Regions from separate parts of the Homo sapiens genome. Here region 1 is linked to region 2. A link is an interaction called in ENCODE POLR2A ChIA-PET data of the cell type or tissue named here. Cell type or tissue: B cell. All regions are shown on one strand. Each heading gives the region's core, and the rest is flanking DNA. Links, peaks and the distances in the headings are about the cores only. Region 1 holds the start of BTBD9-AS1 (BTBD9 antisense RNA 1). Region 2 overlaps BTBD9 (BTB domain containing 9).

Region 1 (5,383 bases), core at 317-5,316, 95 kb before region 2:
CACAATATTTCAAAACTTTTCATTATTATTATATCTATTGTAGTGATCTGTAATCGATGATTTTTGATGTTACTATTGTAATTGTTTTGGAACATCACAAACCACACCCATAGAAGACAGAATTTAATAGATAAATGTGTGTATTCTGACTGCTCCACTGACTGGTTGTTCCCCCATCTCTCCCTGTCCTCCAATCTCCCTATTCCCTGAGATACAATATTGAAATTAGGCCAGTTAATAACCCTACAGTAGTCTCTTTAAGTGTTGAAGTGAAAGGAAGAGCCACATCTCTCTCACTTTAAATCAAAAGCTAGAAATGATTAAGCTTAGTGAAGAAGGCATGTTGAAAGCTGAGATAGGCTGAAAGCTAAGCCTCTTAAGACAGTTTGCCAAGTTGTGAATGCAAAGGAAAAGTTCTTGAAGGAAAGTCCAAGCACTCCAGTGAACACAGGAATGATAAGAAAGCAAAGCAGCCATTGCTGATATGGAGAAAGTTTGAGTGGGTATGGATAGAAGACCAAACCAGCCACAACATTCCCTAAAGCCAAAGCCTGATTCGGAGCAAGGCCCTAACTCTTCAATTCTGTGAAGGCTGAGAGAGGTGCGGAAGGTGCAAAACAAAAGCTTAGAGCTAGCAGAGGTTGATTCATCTTGGAGCTAGCAGAGGTTGATTCATAAGATGAAGAACAGAAGCCATCTCCATAACATAAAAATGCAAGAAGAAGCAGCAGCTGCTTGTGTAGAAGCTGCAGCAAGTTACCCAGAAGACCTAGCTAAGATCATTGACGAAGGTGGCTACACTAAGCAGCAGATTTTCAAGATAGATGAAATAGCCTCCTATTGGAAGAAGATGCCACCCAGGACTTTAATAGCTGGAGAGGAGAAGTCACTGCCTGGCTTTAAAGCTTCAAAGGACATTTCTGATTCTCTTGTTAGGGGCTAATGTAGCTGGTAACTTTAGGGTGAGGCCAGTGCTCATTTATCACTTTGAAAATCCTAGGGCCCTAAGAGTTATGCTAAATCTACTCTGCCTGTGCTCTGTAGATGGAACAACAAAGCCTGGATGACTGCACATCTGTTTACAGCATGGTTTCCTGAATATCTTAAGCCCACAGCTGACACCTACTGCTGAGACAAAACAGCTCCTCTCAAAATATTCCTGCTCATTGACCATGTACCTGGTCACCCACGAGCTATGATGGAGCTGTACAAGGAGATGAATGTTGTTTTCATGCCTGTTAACACAACATCCATTCTGCAGCCCGTGGATCAAGGAATCATGTTAACTTTCCAGTCTTATTTACGAAATACATTTTGTAAGGCTATAGCTTATAGCTATAGATAGTGATTCCTTTGATGGCAAATTCTTTTGATTCCTCTGATCTGGGCAAAGCAAATTGAAAGCCTTCTGGAAAGTATTCACCATTTAGAGGCCATTAAGAATATTTGTGATTCGTGAGAGGTGGTCAAAATATTAACAGCAGTAAGTGTAGTCTGAAGATATGACTGGATTGCTGCAAACTTTAATGGTTGAGGAGTTGCTTCTTATGGATGAGCAAAGAAAGTGAAGATAGAATTCTTGAGATAGAATCTACTCCTGGTGAAGATGCAGTGAATATTGTTGAAATGGTAGATTCTAGAACAAAAGATTTAGGCTGTCACACAAACTTAGTTGATAAAGCAGTAGTAGGGTTTGAGAGGATTGACCTCAATTTTGAAAGAAGGTCTACTATTGGTAAAAATGCTGTCAAACAGCATCGTATGCTACAGATAAATCTTTCATGAAAGAAGAGTCAATAGATGCAGCAGACTTCATCATTGTCTTACTTTAAGAAATTGTCACAGCCACCCCAGCCTTCAGCAACCACCACCCTGATCAGTCAGCAGCTATCAACATTGAGGCGTGATCCTCCACCAGCAAAAAGGTTATGACTCACTTGAGACTCAGATGATTGTTAACATTTTTTAGCAATAAAGTATGTTTTAATTAATAATCTGTACTTTTTTTGGACATAATGCTGTTGCACACTTAATAGGCTACCATACAGTGTAAACGTAATTTTTATATGCACTGAGAAACCAAAAGATTTGTGTGGCTTGCTTTATTGTGTGGTCATAAACTGAACCCATGACATCTCCCAGCTATCCCTGTACCTGTCTCATAGGGTTGCTACAAATGTCAAAGGAGATCAGGCTTGTAAAACAGCCTTAGCAGAGGTCTTGGTACAAAGGAAGCACTCAGTTGATAAAGGATTACTGTTATCTCTTTTTGTTTTAAAAAGATATCCAGTATTCTTCTTCAGGAACTGATTATAATCTCAAATAGTAGTCAGTCCCAGGAAGTGTTTTTATAAATCTAACCCACATTTTATCTACTCTAGAACTTTTGCCCATCTGCTGAACCTTTAATCCATTTCTTTTTATTTAATCCTCATTAGACATTTAAAAAACAACTAATGATTACCCCTGAAGAATAAAAATATAACACTTCCTTAGTAATTCTAGTTCTAGTTTCATAGGTCTGATTTCCCTGTGCACTAGTTATTATGTCTCACCTTTATGCTTCTGTGCATGTCTACAGTTGAAGAGCAAAGAGCTGAACACAGGATTCTAAACAAGGATTTCATCGTCATTTCATTTATCCATTGAGTAAAATGTTTACGGAGCACCCACAATATACTAAACACTGTGCCTGGAAGTAGACATATAGCAGTAAACGAGATTAAGTTGTTGCTTAACGCAGTTTACATTGTAGTAGGAGAGAGAGAAAAATGAGATGTAAAGAAATAAATGTGATACTGACTAGTCATAGTTTGACAAAATTGGAATGGGGGAATAAGCTAGCCAGTGGTTGAGTTTGGGGAAGGAGCACTTGAGCAGAACGGTCAGGGAAGGCCTTTCTGAGGAAGTGAGTTGAGCCAAAACTTGAATTACAAGAAGTTGGCTTGGCTATGCAGCAATCTAAGGGAGAAGTGTTCCAGGCTAGGGAACAGCAAGAGTAAAGGCTGTGAAGTAGAAACTAGCTTGGGGTTTTTGAGGAACAGAAAGAAGGCCATGTGTTTCTGAAATCTGGTGGGTAGATAGTCTGTAGGGTGTTGGGAGGAAGGTATGTTTAGCAATGAGGGCAGACAGATAGACAGGAGCCATGTCCTACAGGGACTTGATAGTGTCGAATTCTAAGGATGATGGGAAACCATAGAAGGGTTTAAACCAGGTGATGGTAGTTGAGATTTTTGAAAGATAACTCTAGTGTGATCTAGTGTGAGAATGGACTATAGGGAAGACCAGACAGCAGGTGGGCAAGGAAAAGTGAATACAAGAGACTGGGAAGGAGCTGCCAGTGAGGCAGGAAGAAAACAAGGACAACATTTTCATGGAAGTCTTAAAAAGTCAGTCTTTCGGTATGAGGAGGGGAGATGGGAGAGGGCAGTAGGTAACAGAAAATCGACTCCTGGTTGTAGCAAGATAGAGCTTAGTGGCGTCCTTTAAGAGCCATTTCAGTGGAGTCAAGGGAGAAGGGAATAGAGGCTGAGGGAATAGGGGTAGCAATACATGTAGAAGATAAAGTATCACTGGGAGGGGAAGCAGAGAAATGATGAAGAGGATGGAGGGGGACCTAGGGTCAAGGGAGGATGATGTTAAGGTATGTGTGTGTGTGGACTGGAATGATACCACAGGGAGGGAGGATTTGATAATGCAGGAGAGTGGATCTTTGTAGGGGCCGTGTACCTCATTATGGGAGAGGGGCTGGATCTCTAGCTCAAGGAGAAGATTGACTTTAGGTAGAATTGAGGTTCCTTCTTTTCCTGTAACAGGAGGAAAGGCAGAGTATGTAGAATAGATGTACCCAGATTGAAAGAGGCAAAAATGGAAGCCTTACCTTCATGTTGACAGTGCTTGTGCCTTGGTGGGTCTTTGTGGTATATCATGGCCTCAAGCTCTGTTTTTGCAGGTCCACTGAGTTATTTGTGCTATATATATTCTTTTCCTACCCAGGCCATCTATCTCAGATACAGATCTGTTTACATGTCTGTCTCCCCCACTAAACTGGCATCTCTTCAACAAGAGTAGTTATCTTTGTATCTCCAGACATAGCTCAGTGTTTGGCAAGAACTGAGTTGAAGGAATGACAGCTACATCAGTAGAAAGGACTCATATAACAGCTACACAAACATGCGGTAGAAAGGAAAGTAATTCAAGAGCATGAATAAAATTAAGTGTTTATATCTTAGAATAATTAATATGATTTCTCTCTTTTAAGTGGAATACATTGTTACTGAACACCAGAATTGAGGGGTAGCTAAAAGTAAAAAAAAAAAAAAAAGAAAGAGAAAGGATCACCTCACACCTCACTACCATCTGGAAAGAAGATGAGCTTTTAACAGCCCCTTTCAGTAGGGACGAGTTAGTGCCTGGCATGCTTTGGTGGGAAGCACATTTCTAGGTTCAGGAGAAAGTGAGAATCAAACGTGTCTGGGAAAAGGAGATCCCAGTGTGATCAGCTTGCTTGTGGAAGATTAGCAGGGGTTGGGGGCGTAGAGGGCTTCGGGCAAGAGTAAATGTTAATGAGAGATGGCTTAAGCAGACTTGTGCCCAAACGAGTGAGAACAATTTGACAGGAAGTTCAGTTGAGCATGTGTAGCACTTCTCCAAATGCTTTCTTCTTGGACTGGGAAGAAACACAACAAAACAAAATAGTTACTTTCCCCTTCAACATTATACAGCACATCCTAAATGAAACATGACTTTCTGAGTTACAAGCTGCCCCTGGCAAAAAGGCTGGTTATAATCTCAGTGTGTTCCCTGAAACTAATGTTCCTTGGGCACTCCAGATTTGTGTGACGTACTGTAAGTTATATCCAACTGAACTGTTCTTTTAACTGCCTGCATTAAGCATCATCAAATAAGTTGCGCTGAAAGGAACCACCTGAATAAAGAAGCTTTTATACCTTTGTAAGTCCTCACTGCATGACCCTAGGTCACTGCTGTTGAACTTGGGAGCTTTCTCTCCCACTTTTCACTCTCTTGCCTTTAATGGATGGGGGTCTCCACACCAGGTTTTCTTTCTCTCTCATCTGCCAGGTGCTAGCAAATGGTGCTGCCAGCCTCATTAGGGGAGAGGGGGTAGTGTGGAGGCAGGCACTGGCCCCTCCCTCATGTGCCCCGCTTCCCAGAGGCCTATGGGATACCAACTGAAAAGAGGTCGTGAGCAGAGCTGCTCACCCTGGAATTCATTTTCTCTAGACTCATTAAAATGCTGCCTTCCTATCTCCCTTGGATTTTTACTTTTCAAAACACTTTACGATGTGCGGCCTCATTTTATTTTACATTAAGCTGACAACCTAACATCTCACCAAGTATCAACTGGGAATACAATTTTGCA
Region 2 (5,383 bases), core at 224-5,223:
GAAGAATGTGATGGGCCCCACAAATAGACTGCCTGGGGTATCCAAATCTTGAGTTGTGTGGCCTGTTAAAACAGGTCTGTGTCACAAGTGATGAATAGTTCTTGTGGATTTTGAGCAAGTTGCCGATCGATCAGCTACTGTTTAATGAGAGAGAGGCGCTGTAAGAGGAGCAAAAACCCAGCTGCCTGTTCGGGAGCCACCTGCCTTTTCGCTTTACTTCATTTTCTTGCTAATGAAGGAACCAATTGGTTTAGAGTGATCAATGCTGACCTATTAGGATCAGACATTGTTTTGGCATTGCCAAGGCAATTAAATTCAGCAGGGTAAGGATTAGAGAGAGAATGGCTATAAAAAAAAAAAAAAAAGAAAAACAAGCAAGTTTTTATTCAGAAACAACCACTCTGGTGTTTGAGGTATCAAAAAGATTAGTTAAAAGAGAATTAATCATTACAGCATTTTCTTTCTTGGTAAAATAATCAGAAGATTTGTTGACATTAGTTCTTAGATGTAAGAAGATAGGAAGCTCTGCTTCACTGATCTGACTTCAGGTATGACCTTCATTATTGCCTTCTTTCCTATTTAAAGCTGTGACTCATCCAAAAAGCCTTCTCCAAGAGACTGTGTATCATGTAATGGGTACTGTGACCTATATGTGCTAGATTTTCCAGAGCAGCTCTGATTTAAAATAGTGTGGCCCTTCATCATTCTATTAACAGATGATGTGATTAGGAAATTGTTAACCAAATTTGTAACTTAAGACTTGATAAAAAGGATAGTATGTAAAACCTTTGAGAGTAAGGTTCATGAGCTAATCATCTTGGCACACATTCCTCACCCAAATTCTGTTCCCCTCAGCCTGATGCCTTCCACTTAGATATTCAGTAAATATTTGAGTAAACTGACTGAATGAATGAGTAAGACGTGAAGTCTTTAAAAATGGGTAAGATTTGAAGCTTTGATATTCCAGGATTACGGAGACAATAAGTATAAGCATATAAAAGCAGGAATGATAGAGTAAATTAGGGAGACCTAAGGTCTTTTCTAGAGTGGAAGGTATGTACTAAAGCAGGAGTTCCCAGACTTTTGGATTTCACAGACCAGTGCAATTTCCAAAAGGAATTTTGCTAAGTAAAGATGTTGACTGTCACTGTTGTTCTATAACACCAAAATGTAGAGTGGATATAATTTTTGCAAAAAAGTACAGTTCTTTAAATTGCTTACGATTGTATTAAAGAAGTGACTAAAGCATCACCATCTACCTCTTTGTAATGAGAGTGGAGCCATGTATCAGTTTAAGCAGTGGTGACAATGTAGGTGATACTGTGCATGTTCCTTAGAGTTGTGTAATGTCCTGAATTTGGGGGTATTGTCTAGGCATCCATGTCTGGTTGATCTTTGATTTCCCATGCTTTTTGTCTTGATTTCACCTATTAATGTTCATTTTTGTTGTTCATGAAGATTTCAGTATCTTGAACATTAGCTGTTATTGTTTCTTCAGAATGCTCTCTGGGGTTTATATTGGATAACTGCTCCTGAAATTGCTAGAGAACTTTATGCCAGGGGTCTCACAACTTTTTTGGATCATGTACCCATTAGTAAAAAAATTTACACATGGGCTAGGTGAGGTAGCTCATGCCTATAATCCCAGCACTTTGGGAGGCCAAGGTGGGTGGATCACTTGAGGTCAGGAGTTCGAGACCAGCCTGGCCAACATGGTGAAACCTCATCTCTACTACAAATACAAAAATTAGCTGGACATGGTGGCAGGTGCCTGTGATCCCAGCTACTCAGGGGGCTGAGGAAGTCTCAAAAAAAAGAAAGAAAATCTTTGGAAGTATCTCTACATCCCGAGGAGAATGAAAGCCTTCTGTGTTGTAGCGCAGCACACTCTGAGATATGTGACGGCACCAGCAGAGAGGTATTTTCAGTCACTTCATTGTACCATCAGGAAGAAGTTTGAGTGGCATATGATGACAATCAGTGATAGCCCTATAACCTCGTATTTTATAATTACCACTAGAATATATTCAATATGTATGTGGGACTCTACGGAGAGAGAAAGGAAGAAATTCTATTCCCAGCTGCATAACATAAAGCTGTATTTTTATTAAGAGCTTTGACTGACAATATAAATCATAAATCACCAACATAAAGCTTAAGACACCAGAAGCCAGAGAGAAAATATAACCTGTAAAATGTACAATACTGGTATAGTTTAATATTCACAGTTCCCAGGATTTTAAAGCAATTTCATACCAAATTAAGACAGCTGATTTTTTTATTCAATATTTTCTTTTTTCACGTAAGCTAGTCTTCTTGATCCTTTGTGCCATTTCTGTGTCATGTCAGCTGACAATAATCAATTTGGATATCTATGCATTTGAGTAATTCATTCTTGAAAAAAGGTGGTAAAAAATTACAGCACATTTGTTGTAAAAATATTTGCATACCATGAAGTGACTGTAAAGCATAGTCAGTTGTGAATGAAAGTGAACACCCAACGCCATCCAGCATGGGGCTGTATGTGTAGTGCAGGTGCTTCATACGTGTTTACTGGTGGCATCTTTGATGCTGAAGGGTTAAAGAGAGAGTATTTTGAAATTTCCTGGGTCTTTTTGGAATGTACAAAGAAGAAAGTATTGCATTTGCCTGTTTTTTTGATGCAGTAATGTATCATTAACAATTTATTGTGGTGTATCAAGCCATGAAACAGAACACATCTGAGCATATTTCTCTGACAGACAAAGGTGCAGATTTTATGTATTGAGTTAAAGGAAATGAAACTTTCCCAGCAAGGGTAAGTAGAAAGAAATTTGGCCATAGATATAATATATGTCTTTAAAATGTGGTGAAAATAAGTTTAAAAGATTCTTTGTTAAATCCTCACCTCTATTAATTAATCACTATACTATAAATTATCACAGATTTCCTGCCAGTTAAAGACAGTTAGAAGATCTAGTAGAGAGTTTGGTACATTACATAGAGCTAAAAATAAATTATTATTGTCCTGTTGTCATTTTCCCCCTTTGTTTAAAATGCTCTCTTGCTAGTATAAAACCTGTGGTATAACAATACTCAGATTTCTTTCTTGAGAAAGGGTAAGACAGTGGATCATAAAGCACAATTTGTTAACCTCTTTTTAAATGTAGCTTTTGTAATGACACTTTAATATTTCAGAAGTCCTGAAGGTTTAACTTTAGTTTTCAGTTTAAATGACCCTCAGGTTCTTGGTATTAGTATTTCAAGGTTAAAGTTTAGAAACAGAATAGGTGTTTTTATACATATACAAAAAACTACTGGCCAAAGGATTGATGGACACTGTCATTTTCAACACAGTTCATTTGAAAATGGCCATATTGAATCTATAAACACACTAAATTCAGTTGATATATTTTCTTTCAGTCAATATGAACTCTGGTAATACAGTGAGGAGATAGGAAAATCTAATATACCATGTGCAGAAAATACACAAATAGCTCCCTATTCCAAAGCATTTTAGTTCCCTTCTCTTCAGTGGAACACATAAAGCTGAAAACAAATCATTATAAAAGTCTAAGTAGACTGTAATCCTAACAGCTAATACAGGCACTAAGTTATACCAAACTTTCTTTTAAAAACAGAACAAAACAGCCCCTAATGTTAGAGAGCTAATGCTGCTGTTACTGTACAAGTCAAATAGGAGAGGGGCCATAGTTACCAACAACATGGTCTGGCTCCAGCCAGTTAAACTGTGAACCTCAAAGCTGTTGTAATAAAGTAGACTTTTTTTTTTTTTTTTTGTCAGGGGCAGTTACACCAGAAGCATTTTCTTGGAACAAAGTGCATATCTGAACAATTAAATCCAGATGTGCTAACAGATGTCTCTTGAGCAAGAGCATCATAAAACCAGATTTCACTTGAGTGAGGAAATTACTTATTCCATCATTTTTTATTTTTCACTTGGAGATTACATTTCACTCTAGACTACAGTCCCAGGGACTGTGATTAGAAAGGGTATCTGAGAAGGTAGAATTGGTATATCCTATCAGTGTGAAGTGAGTACATGCATTTCAAATTGATGCTACCTAGTTCTGAGAACATAGAATGCTAATGAAGCGGGCCGTTATTTTTCTCTCTTGGTTTTCAGGCCTCTTTGCCACAAATGTCTGACACCCTGTGAATTAGCTCTTCTCCTTTATGATTCTGCATGGATGTATTTGGCATCTGGGCAAGTCCTTTTCCCAAGAATTTATCTATTGGCAGATTTCTCCTCTGGGCATAAATGGAACAAAATGAATTATATACTTTTAGAAGGTTTCTTGCAGATCCATATGTTATATTTTGTGGCCATTACTCACAGTGTCTGTCATACTGACTAGATACCAACTGCTGAATCATGCATATTAGATACATGATGCCTTCATATGGCTTTGGTCTTATTTATTTATTATTATTATTGTTATTGTTGTTTTGGGTTTTTTTGAGGTGGAGTTTTGCTCTTCTTGCCCAGGCTGGAGTGCAGTGGCGTGATCTCAGCTCACCGCAACCTCTGCCTCCCAGGCTCAAGCAATTCTCCTGCCCCAGCCTCCCGAGTAGCTGGGATTACAGGCATGTGCCACTACACCCGGCTAATTTTTGTATTTTTAGTAGAGACGGGGTTTCACCATGTTGGCCAGGCTGGTCCCAAACTCCTGACCTCAGGTGATCCTCCCGCCTCAGCCTCCCAAAGTGTTGGGATTACAGGCGTGAGCCACTGTGCCCGGCCAACTTTTGTCTTATTATCCTAGACTTACTATAGTCTCTCCCTGTAACAAACAAATATGTACAGATTTATATTCAGAAACATAGTTGAAAAAGAAACATGATTTGATTGTTTAATTTGAAGTTTGTAGGAAGGTGAATGTCCAAGAGTAAATTCTTAAGTGCTTCCTTGTTCTACCTGCAAGCATCCTTTCTTACTACACAATATAGAATGTCACTTTAGAGATGCATCAAATAAACATTTTGGCCAAATGGGGAATTGGGACCAGTAATATTACCAACACAGAGGGGACTTTTGGGTAACAAGAGTGAATTGGGCCAGACGCGTTGGCTGATGCCTGTAATCCCAGCACTTTGGGAGCCCAGGGTGGGCAGATGGATTGAACTCAGGAGTTCAAGAGCAGCCTGGGCAGCATGGTGAAACCCTGTCTTTACAAAAGTGTATAAAAATTGGCTGGATGTTGTGCATACACCTGTAGTCCCAGCTACTTGGGAGGCGGAGGTGGGAGGATTGCTTGAGCCTGGGAGGCAGAGGTTGCAGAACACCAAGATCATACTACTGCACTTCAGCCTGGGTGACAGAACAAGACCCTGGCCCCCCACTCCAAAAAAAAAAAAAAAAAAAAAAGAGTAAACTGGAAAA

The links. ChIA-PET counts read pairs that join two places held together with the same protein. Peaks named below come from ENCODE experiments on the same cell type or tissue, not always from the same donor. Only the 100,000 strongest peaks of a DNase experiment are listed, where the experiment ranks them.
Region 1: POLR2A ChIA-PET joins it to region 2 with 7 read pairs; 2 of 35 experiments call an interaction of 5 or more read pairs at or near these places.

What each region holds. Positions count from the first base shown.
Region 1 is chr6:38,481,353-38,486,735 of GRCh38, reverse strand. The region is part of intron 6 of BTBD9 (BTB domain containing 9); the gene reads left to right. BTBD9-AS1 (BTBD9 antisense RNA 1) reads right to left here and starts at 5,140. Exons shown (of 2, transcript NR_144472.1): 1 at 4,950-5,140; 2 at 4,209-4,669. In B cell, for the core only: no CTCF peak of the experiment used is centred there; a DNase peak (open chromatin) is centred at 3,015; H3K27ac peaks cover 1,419 bases.
Region 2 is chr6:38,386,616-38,391,998 of GRCh38, reverse strand. The region is part of intron 6 of BTBD9 (BTB domain containing 9); the gene reads left to right. Among named protein-coding and RNA genes, the nearest start is that of BTBD9-AS1, 92 kb to the left of the region's middle. RefSeq lists an enhancer at 1-1,085. In B cell, for the core only: no CTCF peak of the experiment used is centred there; no DNase peak of the experiment used is centred there.